Regions from separate parts of the Homo sapiens genome. Here region 2 is linked to region 1. A link is a contact called in ENCODE Hi-C or POLR2A ChIA-PET data. All regions are on one chromosome and are shown on one strand. Each heading gives the region's core, a stretch centred on a gene start or an enhancer-like site at or near the end of the contact. The rest is flanking DNA. Distances are from core to core; before and after follow the strand shown.

Region 1 (5,474 bases), core at 1,584-4,083:
GGTCACAAATCTGAGATTGAAGCCCAGAATTGTCTGAGTCCAGAGCTTGCTTAAGTGCTCAGCTATACTACCTCCCAAGGCTGGAGCATAAGGCTGCCTTCCAGGGCACCTGAAAAGCTCTCAAAGCCTTAGGAATAAGGCTGAGGAAAGAAGAGAAACATAGACTTTCCCTTCCAAAGCCTTAGGCATAGGAGTTTTCCAACTTTGGAAGTTTTTACCCTGAAACTAAGAAGTGTTAGTGCTCTTGTCCCTTATACATGGCAACCCATCATTTTCAAAGCCTGTTATCTATGATCTAGGAGTTAGGTACAAAGGAAGTATTTGTCCTATTGTGCAGATTCAGGAGGAGCCTAAAGCGGTAGCAACAATGAGTTAGACTCAAACCCGTCTCCTGACTCCCAGTCTAAGGCTTTACAGAGACTCTCTTCCTGACCCAAGCATGGCTTCCTTGGGTACTGGGCAAAGTCCTAAGTGTCCTGCAACCAAGTAAAGAACAAAGAACTAATCATGACTGCCCCCTCTCCCCCCAGCAGCTTAACATTGAACTGTCTTCCAAGGCAAAGGTGAGGCAGGAGGCAGCCCAGTGTAGTGAGGTGGTGTGTGTAAAGTCTCCAAATGTACCTGGCTACATAGTGCTTGCTGGAAGCTAGGTACTCTGCACATGCCCTACATGGGTTGTTTTACTTAATGCTTGTAACAGCCTCGAAGCGTAGATTATCCCCAGTTTACAATGAAGAGTGCGAAGTGTCTTGTCGAAATTCAAAGAGAATAAACTACTGACATAGATTTGAACCTCGGCTCCAAAACTGTTGACTATTTTCACTGGGCGATTCTGTCCAGCACATACTCAATCCAGGCCAGCAGTTGTGCCTGTGGTCACTGGTACTAGACGGGACCTCTTTGCCCCTTGAGAGCCCTAGGTCTACAGCAGGAGGGGCAGGGGCTGCCTCTGCTGTTATGCTGTCAGCCCACCCTTGCTTGGCCAGTGAGGAACTTGGCATTGCCCCTTGGTATCAGGATGAGTCAGGCCAATCACACTCCCTTGCACAGAGCAGGACCTTGTCACGGCACTGGGAGCTCTGTTCACTTAGGATCTACCCAGAGGTATGGAGTGTTTGAAAAGGAAACCACTGCGGGATGAGTGAGGGTCTGAACCAAGAGAAACTAAGAATATTGAGCTGACAGAATTTAGGAGACTCAGGGAGATCTGGGTTCTACTTAGAAATGAAGCCAGCACTACTTACTGAGAGCTGAGGAGGGTATTTTCCCAGGCTTTCCATTCCTACGATGAGAATGCTGGCTGCCTTAACATAAGCTGCTGAAAGATAACAGGACTTCAGGGAGACCAGCCCGCTGACCCAACTCGGGGCAGAATAAGGGAACAAGAATGGTAAAGTTGTTGCAGCTCAATTCAAGACTCAGCTCTGGCCCAGCTTTGGAAGGAGGAACTAAATCTGGGCATTCCAACTTCCCAATAGCTGCTGGGCTGTGTTCGTGGGGGCTGGGGGCTGCTCCTCTAAGAATGACTGCCTGCCTAGAATTACTGGGCATAGCGCCCAAGATAGGGTAGAGGCCGTTGAGAGCTTTGACCTCTCCATCTAAGCCCAAAGCAGTAGAAGAAGGGCTGAGGTCAATCATTAGCTAAGCAGTTTCTACTTTTCTTCCCACTCGCAGGGCCTGTAGGGTAGTGGGAAGAGCTCTGGGTTACAGATCTAGAAACCTTAGATTTTCATATTGGCTCTGCTGTGGAATTGTTATAATACATTTCTACTCTCCTGGTTTCAGTTTCCCTGTTGAACTAGATGGTATGGGAATCTCCAAGTTCCTCACCTGTGAGATTCTTTGAATCCTGATTCTTCTCCATCCCAACACCACAGCAGTTCTCCACATCCTCCTAAACCAGTGATCCTCCCTCCCAGGTCTTGACCTTGCCTTGGGACCCTCTACTGCACATCAGAAGTCCAATGGCTTTCTCTGCCTACCCCTCGCACAGATAGGTGAGCCTTGGGTTGCAGGAAAGGCCCAGCTGATCATGGGCCTCTTGCCCCACCCTACCACGAGGCTCACAGACAGTGATGAAGGCCTGGATACATAGACTGCAGGACAAGGTCAGACTGGCTGGTGAGAAAGGGCATTCTCCAGCAAGAATTCTCTTCCCTAACCAAGCAGAGATGGGGATTGCTGCTTACTGCAGGTTCCTGTCTTACGTCCTTCTCATATCTGATTCACTGATCCACAGTTTTTTCCCCACTAATCTTTTTCCTCCTAGGTATTTCCTACTTGTTTACATCATTGTACACTCCCTGGCTGCCCCATTCCCTTTCTGGGTTCAGTCTCCTCCAATTTCTAAACTACCCATGCCCCTGTTCTTTTTCTCCCCTGGCTACACTCCCTTTCCTGTGATCAGTGTTCTTTATCCAAACCCTCCTCCTACCTCCAAATCACATATCCCTCTTCCTGGAAAGAGCCTCCCACACAGCTGCCTCCTTCCACCACCTCCCTACCGTGGTCTCTAACCAGATTTGGACCACCAAAGCCCCCTCTGAACAGGCCCCACCTGCTCTAGGCCAGGCTGCCATCTCCGCGCTCCCCTATTCCCCAGTCTTAACCAGGAGGGATGCGGCAGGAGTGCTGCGTGGGGCTAGGCACGCCACCAGCCAGTCCCCAAGCCAACATCCTGAGCCCCGCGGCTTGCTCACCGAGTGACTTCATGTAGTCATCGAAATTCTTGCTGTCCACTAGCTTCCAGGTGCCCAGGAAAGCGTCCACCATAGTGATGCTGGGCTAGGCTGAGAGAAGCTACAAGAGAGCAGGCGTGCAAGGGCTCCGACGGCGGCTCCCTGCCCGGGCTGCCGCTTTAAATAGCCCTCGCATCACATGAGGAGACGTGGCCCACGCCCCCGGCTCCCGAAATAGGAAGCCCCAGGCTAGGGCTCACCCAGGAGGGGCTGGTGCGCCCATCCCCCAACCCACCGAGGTGGGTGGGGACCAGCCAGTGGCGCCCTGCTAGCCTGCGTCAGCGCCAGTGCCTGGCCCCCGAGTCCCTACCCCAGGCTGGTAGGACCTTCTCCCTTTCCTGGCCTCTAGGCACTCTGGAATCTGAGAAGGAAGCAGCCAACACCAGCCCGAGAGCTAGGGCGCATGCCATGGTGGATATCTTCCCGTCCCCCAGTCCCTCTTTGAGCTTAGCGTCAGAGCAGAGATGAGACTAGAAAAGCAAAACGCCCTTGGGCTGGTGCCCACGCCGGGGAAAGCTCTGGTTGACTTCTGGCACGGGCATCTGTCCTCGTTTTACAAGTGAGGAGTCCGAGGCTCACAGGGGAACTGACAAGGTCTCAAGAAATAGGAGGGGGTGAATGGAGCTCAGATTGCAAGCTTAGTCTAGCGGGCTTCAGAGCTCGCGCTCTCCCTTCACTCTCACTGCCTGGTGGCGGAGACAGTCACCAGCGGCTCGGTCTGCGGCTGAGCTGACCTTGTCCTCTGCCTGTTTTGAGCAAAAGCCTGACCCTTCGCGCCCCGCCCGCCTCACACGTGCTTGCCCCTCCCTGCGGAATGTCTCCTGCTGGCCCTCCTCCGTCCCCACCCCACCCCACCATCTAGCTCCCCACCCGCCCCTGCAAGTGCTCTGGGCTTTTCCGGTTTCTTCGCACAGCTCCGAGCTTTAGCTCAGGTCGTTCCCAGCTCCCCTCCTGCAGAAATTCTGCCAATTCGGTCAGCTCTTCAAGGCCCATGGCTGCCTTCCCCACCTGCCGCCCTTTCTTTGGCCTGTGCACACTAGCAAGCCGCCTGCACTTTTGGGTAATTTGCTGCCTCCTTTCGAGAGCCTGTTGTGCGGTGGTTTGTCACTGTATAGTTTACTAAGCACTTTCAGTAAAAATAAGACCTGCCTTGTCTTGCTATTTATTGCATGCTGAGGGCTTTGGGTGTATTGTTTCATTGAACTTTTTATTTTATTATTATTTTTTAGAGACAAAGTCTCTCGCTGTGTCTCCCAGGCTGGAGTACTGTGACGCCATCATAGCTCACTGCAGCCTCAAACTCCGGGGCTCAGGGGATCCTCCTACCTTAGCCTCCCCAGCAGCTGGGACTATAGGCACACGCCACCACACCTGGCCTCATTGGACTTTTAAAGCAAAATCCATGAAGTAGGTGTTACTGTATTATTTTCTCTTTTTAAAAAGGTGAACAAGTTGAAGCTCTGAGGAGCTCACTCATTAATTCAGCAGTTAATAAAGCACCTACTTTGTGCCAGGCCCTGCTTTGGAGAGAGACAACAGGGAACAAGACACACATTCACCTCTGGGCAGCCAGACATAAAACTAGCGTGGTGCCTCTAAAGGGAGTCCTGTCCTGTCCTGACCTGAGGGCCCAATGTAGACTTCTCAAAGGAAGTGAGGTATAAATGAATTTCTGAGGGATGGCAGGAGGCCCTGCACACCAAGGAGTAGTGCCGAACTGAATTTCAGCCAGCAGCAGCCTGTCCAGGGTGGGCCTGCAGGAGCCAACACAGGAGCCCAGAGGCCTGCCACGTGCGTAGAGTATGGCAGGCCCTCCTTCCTGGGACTCTGTTTCTCCATGTGCAAACCCTGCCTCCCTTCCCTGGACTGTTCTGAGAACAAGGCCAGGGAGGAAGAGCCCTCTCCCCACCCTAAGATCTTGATTCCTTTGGACGGTCCAGTTGCCAGAAGACTCAGAGGCTCATTTCTGCCAAAGCTATAGGGACAGGCTTCAGGGCTGGGCATGGAGCCTTGGTGATCTCACTGTTGGAACAGGTGCCAGGAGAGGAGGAGGGGGAAAAGATGATTTCTGACTCAAGGTCGCAGCCCTCACACATAGGGCCTCCTCTCAAGGACTGTGTGGCCAGGAACTAGAACTGACTCCTTATGTGGCCCTTGTAATGCAATGATGGAGAGCTGGGGCTGGGCTAATGGCTGCTGGCAGATCTGCGTTCTGATCTGAATTTTGTTGGGTACTAGCTGTGTGGCCTTGGGCAATTCACTTAAGCCATTCTGAGTCTCCATTTTTTTTTTTTTTTTTTTGAGAAGGAGTCTCGTTGCCCAGGCTGAAGTGCAGTGGTGTGATCTTGGCTCACTGCAACCTCCACCTCCTGGGTTCAAGCAATTCTCCTGCCTCAGCCTCCCAAGTAGCTGGGATTACAGGCAACTGCCACCACATCTGGATAATTTTTGTATTTTTAGTAGAGACGGGGTTTCGCCATGTTGGCCAGGCTGGTCTTAAACTCCTGACCTCAGGTGATCTGCCCACCTGGACCTCCTAAAGTTCTGGGATTACAGGCATGAGCCACCACGCCAGCTTCAGTTTCATCTTTAAAATGAAGGGATTTTTTTTTGGAGATGGAGTCTTGCACTCTGTCACCCAGGCTGGAGTGCAATGGTGTTATCTCAGCTCACTGCAACCTCTGCCTCCCAGGTTCAAGTGATTCTCCTGCCTCAGCCTCCCAGGTTCAAGTGATT
Region 2 (5,474 bases), core at 907-3,406, 270 kb after region 1:
CATGGCATCATGAGAGCAGTCACGGCAGCAAGAGCTGCCACCAGACACTGGCATGTACTAGGCACTAGCAACACGCCAGGCTCCCTGCATTTTAACCTCATTTTAGCCCTTTTCACAGGTATTATTTCTCCCTTTATACAGGTGAGGAAGCTGAGGCTCAGAGCCCTTAGTTTGTCCAGGGGTATATAACTATTAAGTAATACAGCTAGAATTCTAGCACAGTTCTCTCTAACCTGTCACTGCTTTTAGGATGCACACCAATTGTCCCTAATGCTTATTAGCATGTAGATTCCTGGGTACAGAACAGGTCTGAAGTGGGACCCAAAAGTGTGCTTTCTTAAACAAGCTCTCAGCTGATTCTGAGGCAGAAGACCAGCCACTGGGAAACAAGGCGCTATGAATGTTTTTTCAGCCTGTGTTCCTCAGAAATACTAGAGTCAAAAAAGTGACCAGACATCTGAAAAGAAAGCCGGGAGGCGGAGTTTCTATGGTTAGATATGTTTAAGAAATACTGCATATTATATTCCTTTCTGGATGATTTACAATGTACATTAGCAAATTAAGGATTCTGAAATAGCTTGTGGTCAATAAACTTATTCAGCTATACTTAAGAGTATTTCCAAAACTTTAGTTAACTACAGAATCCTCCTATATTAACAATATCTATTAAAACCTCCCAAGACTCAGCAAATGGAATGGACTTTAGGAAGCAACTGCTATGCTACACTTCCTAACTCCAGCCCGCACTGGCCTCTCTCTTTCCTACCTCTCTCTAAGGATGCAATAAGAGAAGTCCTAAGCTCTGGTCATGGCCTCACCCTCACTTACTACGTGTGACTTTTGGGAAGCCACTTAACCTCTTTGGGTTTGCTCCTCAGCAGTTAATTAGGGGTAATAATACCTGCATGCCGATAGGGACTTCATGATTAGGATAATGGAGGTCCAAACACTGTGTAACCCGCACAAGACTGCACTCCCTGGAAGGACTGTTACATCTTTTGGCCTGTGACTAAACTCAGTTGAGCACTGTGTAATATACCAATTGATCTTGTTTTCCCACATTTCGTTTATGGATTTCATCTCCTAAATAACTGTGTGATCGCAGCCCTCTGTGGGCTTCATTTCCTCCTCTGTAAAATGAGGGCTCTATTTTGAGGACCCTCCGGGCACTGGCCTTTTAGAAGTCTACTAAAAATCAAAATGCTAAAGGGCAACACATGTTACACCTCACTATGTACCAAACGCTTCGTAAGCATCACCTCCTGACTCTCCACAACAGCTTTATGAGGCAGATCCTATTATTCGGCCCTATTTTACAGGCGGAAACTTGGACTCAGAAAGGCAAAACAGCTTGCTCAAGGGCTCACAACTATTTAGGTGGTAGAGCTAAGATATGAACCTACCTCTGACACCAAAGTGCACTTCAACACCCTACTATCACCCAACAAAGAATTCTGGCCACAGAATCACCTTGCTGCGGTATTCCTGACTGAATCAAGATACGCTGGGGAAGAGGCATCTGAAGATAGCCCGGGTTCTGACCTCGGCCCTGCTGCCTAACTGCCTGGTGACTTCAGGTAAGTTCTGTGTCTTCTCGGGGTTCACTTTTCTACACGCGAAATGGCGGTGTTGAACTAAGTCAGTGGTCAAACCAGCTCACTTGTGGCGCCTGCTACAACCAGAGTTTCCTGATGACTCTGATGCAGTGTGGGGTGGGTCCGGAAGCCTGGATTTTTATCCGACGCCCCAAATGAGATCGGCGGAACCAGAACTCTAAACCTCCGGTCATGGCTGATGCCCCCGCCCAAGGCCCCCATGAGGGCCTTGGGAGGCTGTGGAGCCCAGGCCAGCGCCAGCCTGGACCTGTGGGGTCCAAGGTCCCCAAATCCTCGAGTGAGCGACGTCAAGGGGGCGCGACACGACCTCGCGAATGTGCGGTCCTTCATGACGTGAGCAGGGCGCGACCGACGGTCCCTTTTCGGTTCTCTACAGCGCAAGGCCTCGCTGAAGCGAACCCATCGTGGGAAGGGCGCGGAGAAAGCGGGGAGAAAGAGCAGGGGGACGTCGGGCCTGCGCCTGGCACCGCCGCTACCTGGATTCGCGGGCCCCTCACACACTCACCTGCCGGTAAGGATAGCTGGCCATGGTGATTCTGACGTCACACTCAGGCAAGGGGTGGGGCTTTCCGCTCTCAAACCCGCCCCTCGTCTCGGCTTTGGGGCTGGGCCCGCATCTGATTGGACGTCCGCGCCTGTCAATCTTGGGTGCTGTCGGCCGACGGAAGTGACGATGGGGGCGGTGGGCGGATGCCTACCCGAGAGACCAGGGGAGCTAAGTGATTGATGGAGCTTCCGGAAGTCTTGGCGGCTGTACCAGCGCTAATGTTCCTCCTTTTCCTGAGGTGGAGTGGGCCGAAGAGGTGGTCAGGTTGGGAAATTTAGTGAGAAGCCTGGGTGGGGTGTTGCTGCGGTAGCCATGTTATAACCTGGCAAATGGGACGCATGATAGTGACGTAATTGCTGGAGTAGCTCCTGAGTTTCCGCAGATGAGCCGCGGGAAAGGAGACGAGGGGCGGTGGCCAGGCGGTTGCCCTGACAACGGGGAACCGACCGACTCTTCCCGGTAGGGAGAGGCGATGGCGGAATTACTCCTCTAATGTCAAGGTACTGGGTACCAGTTAGTACCCTTGTAGTGGGATACAGATCTGTGGTCTTTGGAGAAAAAAACCCCAGATCATTAGAGTTGGAGGAAAATTGAATTATCTAGTGCCTCTTTCTTCATAAATGGGGAAACTGAGGTGCAGAGAGGCAGTTGCCTTGCCCTAGCTCACAGTGGGTCGCCTAGAACCGGGGTCAATGGATGTCCAGTTCTCAGCAGGGAGGTCTAGGTCGGTCCCCATCGTAGGTCAAATCCTGGTGACCGAGTGATCTCAGCACCATGTACTTGCCACTCAGTGGTTCCGTTTCTACACTTATTTGTGTGCTTATTTGATTTCTTTGTCAAGTTCTTTCATGTGGGCTAGGGTTTTGTCTGTTTTTGCTTGTCATTATAACTCCAGTACCTAGTATAGCGACTGACACGATTATTAAAATAAATGAATAAATGAATGTTACGAACTGTTATCCAGTCTAGTCCATCTATCTAACCAAGTGCACTTTCCAAAATCACAGTGCTGATCATGCCACTTGCCCACTACACAGCCTACAATGGATGCTCTTCATCCACGCCTACAAAATAAGGCCCAATCTCTTCATTCTGGTACTCCAGGCCCTTCAGAATCTGGCCCAGCCTCAACTTTCCAATCTTACGGCCCCTTCTGCTACTCTGTATTTCTGTGCTCAGTTCCACCATTCAGCACTTCTGCTTTGGAGGGAGGATCTTTGTTTTATCACTTTCTAACTGTATCACCTTAGGCAGGTTTTTTGTTTGTTTGTTTTTAATTTCCAACTTTTAAGATCAGGGGTATATGAGCAGGATGTGGTTTGTTACATAGGTAAATGTGTGCCATGGTGGTTTGTCGCACACATCATCCCATCACCCAAGTGTTAAGCCCAGCATCCATTAGCTATTCTTCCTGATGCTCTCCCTCTTCCCACCTCCCTCTACGCTCCGACAGACCCCAGTGGTGTATGTGCTCTCCTCATTCAGCTCCCACTTATAAGTGGTAACATGCGGTGTTTGGTTTTCTGTTTCTCTGTTAGTTTGCTGAGGATAATGGCTTCCAATTCCATCCACGTCCCTGCAAAGGACATGATCTTGTTCCTTTTTTATGGCTGCATAGTATTCCACAGTGTATATCTACCACATTTTATTTAGGCAAGTTATTTAACCTCTCTAAATTTCACTTTTCTTAGCTGACAGGAACAAATGTGTAAATTTGAAAATGAGCTTATTATACCTGCTCATGCCCCAAACTTAGGTTCAAACCACTCCTTTCACCTGGACCAGCAGCCCTCCCAACTCCAGTCCTGCAAGGCTCAGTTCCAATTCCATTCTCCACCTAACCCTCCCACATTCCCCTTAGCTCCAGAGTTAGCCACTCTCTCTTGCCACTCCCCCTTTGCACTTGGTACTGTCACTGTGTGGTATTCCAGCCTGCCTTGTATAAGAGTTTTCTTTTGGTGTTTTCCCCAAAACCCATTCCTCTCCATCTCAGAAAATCCACCCAGTCTCTCAGGCCAAAAACCTAAGATCATTCCTGTGTGTCCTTTTTTTCTCCACACACTCCCTCACCTCCCTCATCTCCATTTGCTCTAATTCAAACATGTACACATCTGCTCTTTTCTCCCTGTTCGCACTATCACTGTAGTCCAAGACACTATCATCCGTGCCTGGATCACTACAATAGCCGACTGACCAATGTTCCTGCTCTCACTCTTCTCCCCACGCTTCATTTTCTCCACAGGCAGCCAGAGTGGTTATCTTATTCCTTGGCTTCAACTCCCTGGGGACTTCCCATCACTCTTATAATAAAAGCTAAACTCATCCTAATGACATTCATGGCCACACATACCAGCATCTCCAGCCTCATTTCTTGCTGTTGCTGTCCCCCTTGCCTCATTCCAGCCATGCCGGCCTGGTTGTGCCATTCCTGGAATGTACAGAGCTCATTCCTGGATGTTGGCTTTGGCTGGTCTCTGACTGCCTGCTCATTCCTGCCTCCAGGTCTTTGGACTAGCTTTTCCCTCTGTCTGGGATAGTCTTCCCTTGACTTTTCACTGGTTGGCTTCTCCTTATCATCCAGGTCTCAGTTCAGATATCACCTGGGGTGGGGGGAGTTTCTTGACACTGCCCCCCAAGCATTCCCATCATCTATCTTATTTTTTCATAATACATGTCACTAGTTGAATTGTCCACTTTGTTTACATGTATATTGTAGAATTGTCATTTTCTTATGTAGTCCTCTAACCTCAGCACCTAGAATAGTGCCTAGCATGAATTCAATGTTAGTAGTTATTATTATCATGTATTGAGTGCTTACTAGGTGCCAGACGTTGTGCTAAGTACTATGTGTTGTTTAATTTTCACCACAGTCTTTTGAGATAGAGACTATTACCCATTTATAATGAGGAGCTGAGGCTCAGAGAGGTTAAGTGACCTTCCTGTTATCAAAAAGATAAATGGAGCCCAGGCGCAGTGACTCGCGCCTATAATCCCAACACTTTGGGAGGCAGGGAGGAGGACCGCTTAAGCCTAGGAGTTCGAAACCAGCCTGGACAACATAGTGAGACCCTATCGCTACAAAAAATAGTTTTAAAAAATTAGCCAGGCATGGTGGCATGTGTCTGGAGTCCCAGCCACTCCAGAGGCCAAGGTGGGAGGATTGCTTGAGCCCAGGAGGTCAAGGCTGCAATGAGCTGTGTTTGCACCACTGCACTCCAGCCTGGGCAACAGAGAGACTCTGTCTGGGGAAAAAAAAAAAAAAAAAAAAAGATAAATGGAGAAGTAGGACTTGATCCCAGGTCTGCATTTTT

The links. Hi-C counts contacts between places; a loop is a spot of excess contacts on that map. ChIA-PET counts read pairs that join two places held with the same protein, here RNA polymerase II (POLR2A).
Region 2: POLR2A ChIA-PET joins it to region 1 with 17 read pairs in PC-3. The contact joins the promoter of PEF1 here to the promoter of FABP3 in region 1. A Hi-C loop is called at or near these places in 1 of 168 maps with a recorded cell type or tissue (heart left ventricle). POLR2A ChIA-PET finds 5 or more read pairs at or near these places in 2 of 52 experiments (PC-3 and WTC11).

The regions. Positions count from the first base shown.
Region 1 is chr1:31,370,243-31,375,716 of GRCh38, forward strand. FABP3 (fatty acid binding protein 3) reads right to left here and starts at 2,834. Exons shown (of 4, transcript NM_004102.5): 1 at 2,700-2,834. The coding sequence starts at 2,772. It overlaps LOC124903892 (a long non-coding RNA gene), which reads left to right and starts at 4,057. Exons shown (of 2, transcript XR_007065573.1): 1 at 4,057-4,145. RefSeq lists a silencer at 3,020-3,314.
Region 2 is chr1:31,642,720-31,648,193 of GRCh38, forward strand. PEF1 (penta-EF-hand domain containing 1) reads right to left here and starts at 2,157. Exons shown (of 5, transcript NM_012392.4): 1 at 2,122-2,157. The coding sequence starts at 2,145. It overlaps PEF1-AS1 (PEF1 and COL16A1 antisense RNA 1), which reads left to right and starts at 1,417. Exons shown (of 6, transcript NR_184313.1): 1 at 1,417-1,577; 2 at 1,993-2,127. RefSeq lists enhancers at 1,887-2,657, 1,977-2,046, 2,287-2,626.